Linked DNA regions of Homo sapiens: region 1 is linked to region 2. Evidence: read pairs that join two places in POLR2A ChIA-PET (ENCODE). Cell type or tissue: Panc1. All regions are shown on one strand. Links, peaks and the distances in the headings refer to the core of each region. The heading gives the core; the rest is flanking DNA. Region 1 overlaps LDB3 (LIM domain binding 3). Region 2 overlaps BMPR1A (bone morphogenetic protein receptor type 1A).

The links. ChIA-PET counts read pairs that join two places held together with the same protein. Peaks named below come from ENCODE experiments on the same cell type or tissue, not always from the same donor. Only the 100,000 strongest peaks of a DNase experiment are listed, where the experiment ranks them.
Region 1: POLR2A ChIA-PET joins it to region 2 with 6 read pairs; 6 of 35 experiments call an interaction of 5 or more read pairs at or near these places.

Annotation. Positions count from the first base shown.
Region 1 is chr10:86,719,827-86,725,207 of GRCh38, forward strand. The region is part of intron 12 of LDB3 (LIM domain binding 3); the gene reads left to right. Among named protein-coding and RNA genes, the nearest start is that of BMPR1A, 34 kb to the right of the region's middle. In Panc1, for the core only: no CTCF peak of the experiment used is centred there; no DNase peak of the experiment used is centred there.
Region 2 is chr10:86,848,554-86,853,934 of GRCh38, forward strand. All of the region lies in intron 2 of BMPR1A (bone morphogenetic protein receptor type 1A), which reads left to right. Among named protein-coding and RNA genes, the nearest start is that of BMPR1A, 95 kb to the left of the region's middle. RefSeq lists a silencer at 967-1,016. In Panc1, for the core only: no CTCF peak of the experiment used is centred there; a DNase peak (open chromatin) is centred at 2,947.

The sequences.
Region 1 (5,381 bases), core at 188-5,187, 130 kb before region 2:
GCACTTCATTAGATAGGTGGAAGTCAGTCACTCATTTATTCAGAGGCTTCCCCCTTCAGAAAGGATTTGAAGCAGGTTCCAGAAAAGGTAACACAGACATGAAGGCTAAGACAGTAGAACCAGAAAATCAGAGGCGGGAAAAGCAGGCATGCTGATTATGAAGAATAACAGAGCTGCAGGGACTAACTGGGTAGCAAATTTGAGGGCAAAAAGAGAAACACAGTAAGTTAGTTTACTTTAAAATCAGAAAGGAGAAAACATTCAGTTCCTCAAGGGAAAAAGCAAAACAAAATAAAACTTCTTTCCCCTGACTGTAAATTAGAAAATAAACGTTTTGGCTGGGCGCGGTGGCTCACGCCTGTAATCCCAGCACTTTGAGAGGCCAAGGCAGGCGAATCACCTGAGGTCAGGAGTTCAAGACCAGCCTGGCCAAAATGGTGAAACCCCATCTCTACAAAAATACGAAAATTAGCCGAGCATGATGGCGGGCGTCTGTAATCCCAGCTACTCGGGAGGCTGAGGTTGAAGAATCGCTTGAACCCGGGAGGCAGAGGTTGCAGTGAGCTGAGATACTGCCGTTGCACTCCAGCCTGGGCAACACAGTAAGACTCCATCTGAAAAAAAAAAGAAAGAAAGAAAAGAAACGTCTTGGGTTCTTGTACTAGTGAATGCCCTTCCCAGCTCTGAAGTTAACTGAATGACCTGAAACAAGTCACTTACTCTGTGCCTCAGTTTCTATATCTGTAAAAGGGAGAAGATAATACCAGACCTTTCCTTTCTCATGAGCATATGATATTGATCGGTAGTTAAAGAAAGAGCTGTTATGCTTATACAACTTGCTGTTATTCTTCTACTAAAAGCATTATAACTTCTATTATTTGAGATAAGCCGCAATTTGTGTCTGAGGCTTTTGAAAGAATGATAGATTTCCATTATCACTGCTGCCCCTCATCATAGCAACTCCCCCGAAAAGATTCTCAAAAATGATGTTTTGAGTAAGAAGATCCAGGAAGAAGACGGTCTAGTGTTAAGAGAAGACAGTGAGGAAGCAGATTTACCTTCAGACCTAGGTAACTGGAGAGACCCAGTTGATCCTCCCACCTCAGCCTGTAGATGGAACTTTAGACATCCGCTACCATGCCTAGCTAATTTTCATCATTTTTTGTAGAGATGAGGTCTTGCTATGTTGCCCAGGCTGGTCTTGAAATCCAGGGCTCAAGCAATCCTCCTGCCTTGGCCTCCTGAAGTGCTGGGATTACAGGCATGAGCCACCGTGCCTATTTTTGATTCTGTTCTATTTTTGATTTTGTAAGGAACCTCATACTGTTTTCCATAACGGCTGCACTGTGTTACAAACCCATTAACAGAGAATAAAGGTTCCAATTTCTCCGCAGCCTTGCAAACACTTGTTATTTTCTGTTTTTTAAAAAATAGTAGCTATCCTAACGGGTATGAGGTGAAACTTCATTTTTACGTCTCGTCATTTTAATCAACAATTTGGAAGAAGACACAGAAGGGAGTCCTGTCAAATCTGCAGATTGAGCCAGAATGATAGGGTCTAGGCTGAAAAATGCTTCAGCTGGCTGCAAAGATAAGCTGACATCTGCATATAAAGAAGAGAGATAGGTGGGTCAGCCCTTCACAGATGAACCTGCACCCGAGCAGTTCCCAAACCTGGCATCATGGTCACCTAGGGAACTTAACAAACTAGAGAGAAAATAGATTGTTTCAGACCTACCTCAGACCCACAGAAGCAGCATTTCGTAGGGTGCCCCACCCTACCCAGGTGTTTCAGTTAGGTGTGGGAATCAGAAGTGTTTCTCAAAGTGTGGTCCCAACACCAGCAGCAACATCACCTGAGAACTTGTTAGAAATGCAGATCTTCAGGCCCCACCCCAGATCTGGTGAATCAGAAACTCTGGAGGGGAGCCTGGCACGCTGTGTTTCAACAAACCCTCCATGTGCTTCTGATGTTTGGGAACCATTGCTCTAGAAAAGTACCAAGCCCCTTTTCAACACAGAGCACCTGCAATTTGATGGACAGAAATCCTTTTACAATAGCAATAAAATCCATTAAATGTGAGGGTAGTAATTCAGCTTGGGACAAGAGAGAGTCAAAGAAAATTAGAAAGACTTAAAGGGAGAAATAAAGGAAGGAATAAATATATGAGGAGCTAGATTATACTCCTTGTGGAAAAGGCCCATGCACAGACTTTGTTCGGTACCAGCAATGTTCTCCTTTTGCAGAAATAACTTTTGCAGAAGTTGTGAAGAAAAATACCAACTTAAACAAAAATGTGTTAGTATCAGACCCATGCTACCAAATTTTAAAACAAAGCGATAATTCTCCAAATCATATGGAATCAAATTTAAAACAGAAAAATGAATCAGTGGGCAAGACAAGGCATTCCAGAGGTAAATTCAAGCCTTTGTTTTGTTTTGTTTTGTTTTTGAGACGGAGTCTCGCTCTGTTGCCCAGGCTGGAGTGCAGTGGCGCGATCTTGGCTCACTGCAAGCTCCGCCTCTGGGGTTCATGCAATTCTCCTGCCTCAGCCTCCCAAGTAGCTGGGACTACAGGCTCCCACCACTGCACCCAGCTAATTTTTTGTATTTTTGGTAGAGACAGGGTTTCACCATGTTAGCCAGGATGGTCTCGATCTCCTGATCTCGTGATCCGCCCACCTTGGCCTCCCAAAGTGCTGGGATTACAGGCGTGAGCCACCGTGCCTGGCCTTTTTTTTTTTTTTTTTTTTTTTTGAGACAGAGTCTTGCTCTGTCACCCAGGCTGGAGTACAGTGGCATGCTATCTTGACTCACTGCAACCTCCGCCTTCTGGGTTCAAGCAATTCTCTGTCTCAGCCTCCCAAGTAGCTGGGATTACAGGCTCCCACCAACACGCCTGGCTAATTTTTATATTATTAGTAGAGATGGGGGATTTCACCATCTTGGCCAGGCTGGTCTTGAACTCCTGACCTCGTGATCTACCTGCCTCGACCTCCCAAAGTGCTGGGATTACAGGCGTGAGCCACCGCACCTGGCCAATTCAAGCCACTTTAATAGCTTAATCTGTGAAAAGCCAGTAAGAGAAGGAATCACTATTTAATTAGGTTGTTTGAACCATTTAATTTAATTTTTATATTTATTTAAATATGGAACACAGCCCAGCTTGGTGGCTCACGCCTGTAATCATAGTACTTTAGGAGGCCAAGGCAGGAGGACCCCTTGAGCCCAGGAGTTCAAGAACAGCTTGGACAATATAGGGAGACCCCATCTCTAAAACAAAAAAAAATTAAAGTAGCCGACCGTGGTGGTGCACACCTGTGGTCCCAGCTGCTCAGGAGCCTGAGGTGGGAGGATGGTTTGAGCCCAGGAAGTTGAGGTTGCAGTGAACTGTGACCACATCATTGCACTCCATCCTGTGTGACAGAGCAAGACTCAATCTAAAAAAAAAAAAAAAAAAAAAAAAAAGGAGATGATGGATGAATGGATAGGATGCATGGATAAATGGAGGAGGGAAGGCCAGGGAAAGCCTTCAGCAAGGCCATCTCATCACTCTTGGTTGGGGTATGTAGGGCATGAAGACTTCCCTGAAGGACAGCCTAGCACAAAGGATTGCAGAGATTCTCTCAGGTACAGAAAGTGGGGATGGTTTTTCAAGCCCAGGGCCTGGTTTGCACAGAGGCATGGAGGTGTAAGAGAAAGTCCAGGGCACCATGAGACCACCTGGGAGTGATGAGAAAGAAGTCGTAAGTGGGTGCAGGGCTTGTCCTCAGGTGGAGACGGGTCAGCCCATACCAGATAGTAGTAAGTTCTTGCAGAGCACAGAGTGAACTGCAACCTGGGCGGTAACTTTCTAAAGGAAGCAGAACGATGTTTTCTTAGCTCTGGCAAGGCAATGCATTTCTGCCTACTAAAGAAATTAAGTGTTCCATCAGAGAAGATTGATGGACTGGGATACATAAGAGCATTTGCATGACAAGCTACAATTAAGCACAAAAGGGGAAGCTATATATTGGAAAACACATGCAAGAGATAAGTGTAACTGATCAAAGCTCAATGCCATGCTGATAAGGAGCTGGAGACAGCGTAAAGCCATAGAAGGAGGATGAACATTGGAGTCCATCAGGACTGGGGCTACTCCTTATGACTTCTGTGATGGAACCTCTCCAGTCAGTTTCCTCCCCTTTAAAATTGGAATACTAGGCTGGGCGCGGTGGCTCATGCCTGTAATCCCAGCACTTTGGGAGGCCGAGGCAGGTGGATCACTTGAGGTCAGGAGTTCAAGACCAGCCTGGCCAAAATGGTGAAACCCCGTCTCTACTGAAAATACAAAAATTAGCCAGGCGTGGTGGCACATGCCTGCAATCCCAGCTACTTGGGAGGCTGAGGTGGGAGAACTGCTTGAACCCTGGGAGGCAGAGGTTGCAGTGAGCTGAGATTGTGCCACTGCACTCCACCTGGGTGACAGAGTGAGAGTCCACCTCAAAAAATAAATAGGCTGGGCGCGGTGGCTCACGCCTGTAATCCCAGAACTTTGGGAGGCAGAGGCAGGTGGATCACAGGGTCAAGAGATCGAGACCATCCTGGCCAACATGGTGAAGCCCCATCTCTACTAAAAATAAAAAAATATAGCTGGGTGTGGTGGCGCGTGCCTGCCCTCCCAGCTACTTGGGAGGCTGAGGCAGGAGAATTGCTTGAACCCAGGAGGCGGAGGTTGCAGTGAGCCGACATCATGCCACTGCACTCCATCCTGGTGACAGAGTGAGACTCCGTCGCAAAAAAAAATAAAAATAAAAAATAAATAAATAAATAAATAAAATAAATAGATAAATAAATAGGGAATATTATCTCTTCACAGAGATGTCATGAGGATTAAACAGGAGGCATAATGGCACTCAAATCATTGTTCCTTTCCCTCTTTGCATCAGTTATGAAGACTTTCAAAATAAGAGCCAACATTTTTGAGTGTTTGTGCCAAATACTTCACTTACATTATCTTATTTAATCCACTCAAAACCCCATGAGTTCGGTACAATAATTATTCCCATTATATAGATGAGAAGGTTGAGGCCTTGAGAAGTTACGCCACTTGCCCCAGGTTTGAACATTTCTTAATAGAGTTGGGATTTGAACCCAGCTCTTCCTTTATTCAGAGTCCAATTTTGTAACCCCCATGGCACACTGGCACTCAGTAAGACGTGGTCTAAGACAATGAATGGACATACTATCCACAAGAAGAACAGGAAATCACTTAAGAAAAAGCCAACTGTGGAAGAGTTATGGAGGAATGCGTACACTTCTCAGGAGGGATGAAGGCTTTGTAAACGGGATGGAGCTTTTCTAGAATAATCTAGAGATGTTCTACAGTCAGTGTGGTAGAA
Region 2 (5,381 bases), core at 256-5,255:
CTCCACTTTTTTGTTATATATTTAATAATTTTTGCTTTTAACATACTACCTTTTCTTCCTGCCTTTGGTACCCATTCTTCCATCTCGGTTACACATAATATTCTTCTATTTTTAAACATTTTTCTGTTGTTTCTGAGGATTTAGGAGCAGTAGGAACACATTTGTTTATTCTCCCAGCCTTAGTTAGAGCTGCTTGTATATTTTCAAAAGCTTCTTGCACCTCTGTCTCCTGATGGTCTGTAATTTTTCCAGCAACCCAGGATTTAAATCTGGGAACCACCTATGACAACTGCATCTCTGCTTTCTATCAGATCTAGAAGTTGCTAAATTTTATCAGCCCCCCCTCTATAATAGTTTTCTTCCACTTCCCTATTCTCATTGCCTCTTGGTTGGGATGGTTACTTCTTGTGTGAACTACTGTAATTACCCTTTGGCTTATCTACCTCACCCTGTCCCTTTCATCCCATGTAATGCTTCAAGAGTGATTTTTCTAAACCATGGTGCACTCACTTCTTTGCTCTGAAACCTCCAGTGATTTCTCCTTGTCTGCTGAGTAAAGTTCAGGCTACTTTACACTAGCATTTGAGAATCTTATGAATTAATTCCTGCCTACACTTAATCATTCTTTATTCCTTTGTTCTTTAGGAAAAATCGTAATTGGTAAGATAAACCAAATATAAAACTATATAGTAATGCTGTTTTTCAGTCTTACTGATCTCACTCTATTCCTTATCTTTACCATGCTTTTCTGACTTTGTGCTTTTGCCTCTGGATTTCCCAGTCTGGAATGCCTCTCTCACATCCTAGTATGTTGAAATCTGTCCATTATTCAAGTGTGAGCTTAGATGCCAACACTTTGATGAAGGCTTATCTGATCCCATTGCCTAGAATTAATCTTCTCTTCCCATGTCTTTGGATTTGAACTGCAGCTTCTGTGCTCTGTTACTAGTCATTCCATTTTCGATAGTCTACCAGTAACTTCTGTGCCTTAGATCCACATTTACACTGGCTTGTCAGGATTGGTCAGTGAATCAAATAGGTAGTAAGTATAAGCTTCTAGAACTACACTCTCCGATATGGTTGTCATTAGCCACTTGTATTTTGACTACTGAGTAGCCACATATGGTTAGTGGCTACTTTATTGAGTAACATAGAGACTTTCATGATTGCAGAAAGTTATTTTGAGCAGTATCTAGAACAATGCCTGGCAAATAATAGACACCAGGGAATGTTGTTCCTAGGTATCACATCCTCATAGTAGACACTCAGTAAATATTAGTTTAACTTTCCTTTCCTCATCTGAATTTTATTAGCGTTTACCTGTGCCATTTAAAAAGTAACAGTTTATGGCAGCTAACACAGTGTATGAACAATAAATATATTTTGGGTGAGTAAGTAAATACTACGAAGCATCCAGAAAGCATCTTGCTCTCTTTTGGGGTGGGGAGAGTAGGGGAGTGGAAGTTAAAAAAAATTCACTACTCAGGCCGGGTGCAGTGGCTCATGCCTGTAATCCCAGCACTTTGGAAGGCCGAGGTGGGTGGATCACTTGAGGTCAGGAGTTTGAGACCAGCCTGGCCAATATGGTGAAACCCCATCTCTACTAAAAATACAAAAATTAGCCAGGCATGGTGGTGCATGCCAGTAATTCCAGCTCCTTGGGAGGCTGAGGCAGGAGAATGGCTTGAACCTGGGAAGCGGAGGTTGCAGTGAGCTGAGATAGCGCCACCGCACTCCAGCCTGGGTGACAGAGCGGACTCCATTTCAAAAAAAAAAAAACAGTTCATTGCTCAATAAGTGAATATTTCCAGGATGCTTAAATTAAACAGGGTAGACTAAGCAGCTAAATAAAGGTGGTCTTATCTACTGCTTTTCAAATTTAGTGTACGCGCATGTCACCTGGGGGTCTTGTTAGAAGATTCTAATTCAGCACGGTCTGGGATTCTGCATTTCTAGCCAGCTTGCAAGCTAGCCAGCTCTGCCCAGTGAGGGTGTAATTCACTAGATTGGCTACTTAAACCCATTTTAACATTTCCTAGTCTTTAGAACTAGTCCTTTAATTTAGCTCAAAGTTTTGTTGTTGTTGTTGTTGTTTTGAGACAGGGTCTTGCTCTGTTGCCCAGGCTGGAGTGCAGTGGCATGATCATGACTCACCACAGCCTTGAACTCCTGGGCTCAAGTGATCCTCCTGCCTCAGCCTCCTAAAGTGCTGAGATGGATTACAGGCATGAGCCACCACACCTGGCCTAAAGTTCTCCTTTTTGAGGTGATAATTTTTAAAGACAGCCCTTATATGTTCAGGAAATATAAGCCTGTTTTTACATAAAGTAGGTGCATTGTTCAGTACCAATATGAGAAAGAATTATGAATACAGCTTTATATTATTAGATTTCTTATGTCATAATATAAAAAACCGGTAAACTTAGCGCTGAACTATTCATGATAGTTGAAAGTTTTAAGCTAATTCAAAATATGAAATAAACCAGAAATATTTTGGAAAGAAGAGGTTTTAAGTATATTCAGGTCCTCCATTTTATGATGTGAGTCTAAATTTCTGTTCTCTGATGTCTAGAAATCACAAAAGGATGGTGATTTTGGGAACGAAGTTCTTGAGCTAGCACTGTCAGTAGTAACTGGCCGTTACTGTAAGATCTAGAGATATATTTTTAGATGCCATTATACTTACAAAGAACTGTTAGAGTGCATTTTATGGTTTTATGGTTGGTTTAATTCCCCAAATATATTGCCCTTAGCAAGTTATTACTATTTTTTATTTCTTAAATTTATTTATTGAACATTTTTATTCCTTTGTTTAGAAATGTGCTAGACAGTGGCAATTACATTGCTGCAAGATAAGTAAAAAAATCAGCTGACTAAGCTTTATAAGAGGAGGAATCATGTCTCTTTTATTTACCGTTGGATAGTCACTACATGGCACATAACCAAGTCATCATTAAGTCATTTTTGAGTGAACATTGCTCAAGATCTGCAAAGCAGCTGTGATGTGTGCGGGGTGTACTGGAAGTTGAACGGGACTCCTCAAGCAGCCTAATGAGTTGGGATTGAGGATTGCATACACAAGGGAACTCGCAGATCAAGTCCTGAAGAGAACATTGTAGTTACTCTGGCAAAGAACAACGAAGACACAAAAGCTGTGCAGAGTAATGGAAGCCTGGAAGGAGTGCCTGTGAAGGGAGAGCGGCTGCACTGACTTTGGTAGAGTTGGAGCATCGTAAGGGTATGGAGGAGAGGGGAGGAGAGTAGTAGAGGTCTCAGCAGTTGTCAGATGACAAAAAGTCTTGCGTTACTAATTTTATCGTATGAAATGAGGATATTTTTTAGGTTTTTAAGCAGAGAGAATGGCAAGGTCATTTGGTTTTAGAAGTTAGTCCGAGCTAGGCATGGTGACAGATGCCTGTACTGGACAAGCTGAGGCAGGAGGATGGCTTGAGCCCAGGAGCTGGAAGCTGCAGTGAGCAGTGATCACATCACTGCAGTCCAGCCTGGGCAACAGAGCAAGACCTTGCCTTTAAAAAAGAAAAGTCTGAAATACCCCTCACAACTGTTAAAAAAAAAAAAAAGTTCTTTCAAGCACACGTGGAGTGTTTTATGAAAGTGACCATTTACTAGGCTATACAGCAAGTTCTTATACATTTCAAATAAAATCAACCATGTTTTCTGGCGAGAAAGCATGTAGGAAGTGAATAACAAACTGTACACATTGGGAAATTTAAAAACACACTTCTGTAAATCCCACAGATTAAATATAAAATAATCAATTTAGTGAACACCTAGAACAAAACAATAGAGAAAATAACAGCCTGAGCAAAATAGTGAGACCCTGCGTCTACAAAAAAAAATAAAAATTAGCCCGGCACAGTGGTGTCCCCCTGTAGCCCCTACTCAGAAAGCTGAGATGGGAGGATTACTTGAGCCTGCAAAGTTGAGTCTGCAGTGAGCCATGATAACACCATTACACTCTAGCCTGGACTACAGAGCGCAAGACCTTATTTCAAAGAAAAAGAAACTTAGGACATATTAAAACGTGTGTGAAACCCTGAAGCCTTAAATATTCATATTTGAAAAGAAGATTTTAATACTAATAAGCTAATCTAAGTTAGGGAAAGAGCATGGCAGTAAATTCAAGTGAAGTAAAATAGAGAATACAGATAAAAGCTAACAATTCTAGAGTTCTTACTCTATTCCAAGCACCGTTCCATGTTCTTTACAAAGGTTATCTCATTTAATCTTCACAAAGCCATATGAGGAGGGTATTGTTATTATGTGCACTTTACACAAGAGGAAACTTAGGCACAGAGAGAAACTTATCCAAGCCTCTAGCTAATAAATGTGATAGAATTGGGGCTTGAAATGATGAATTTTTTAAAAAAAGATACATTGAAGAGGATTAACAGAGCTGAAAGTTGTTTTTTATGAAAGGCTAATAAACTATTTGAAAGATTGATCAAGAAAAAATATAAAGTACAAATAATACTGAGGATATAAAAGGAAGATACAGAAGAAAGTCTTAAAAATAAAATATCTTGAATCACTTTATACCAATAAATTTTACAATTTAAACGTCAATTTTCTAGAAAATTATAACAATGAAAATTGACACAGAGTAAATAGAAAACCTGGATATTTCTGTAACTGTTAGAGAAATTGGATTTGTAATTAAAAGAACCACCCACTTTCATATATTCAGAGATAAGCCTTTGGCCCAGATGATCTTTTTTTCTAAGAAAAAAAAAAACAGGCCTCTTCAGAGACTTCATTTATTATATGAAGAATTAGTGAAAACTTTGTCCCACCATTTTAGGCTATTTTTACATTAGAAAAAATACTGCACATTTATGAAAATTTACTAGGGGCAAATTTCAACTTATCTGTAAAATAGTAATGCCAACTGTGGAGATGGCACTGTAAACCAAAAGGCACAATGACTAAAGAAACTACTGAAAATTTAACAATTATCTCTTCATTATCCTTCCTTATTGGGGAACCTGCCCCGATAGTCATGTAGGTTCTTTTCTATTTTCCGTAAGTGTTGGCTGGTTAGAGAAATAAAGGGACAGAGTACAAAAGAGAGAAATTTTAAAGCTGGGCGTCCGGGGGAGACATCACATGTCGGTAGATTCCGTGATGCCCCACAAGCCGTGAAACCAGCAATTTTTTATTAGTGATTTTCAAAAGGGGAGGGAGTGTGCAAATAGGTGTGGGTCACAGAGATCACGTGCTTCACAAGGTAATAGAATATCACAAGGCAAATGGAGGCAGGGCGAGATCACAGGACCACAGGACGGGGCGAAATTAAAATTGCTAATGAAGTTTCGGGCACCATTGTCATTGATAACATCTTATCAGGAGACAGGGTTTGA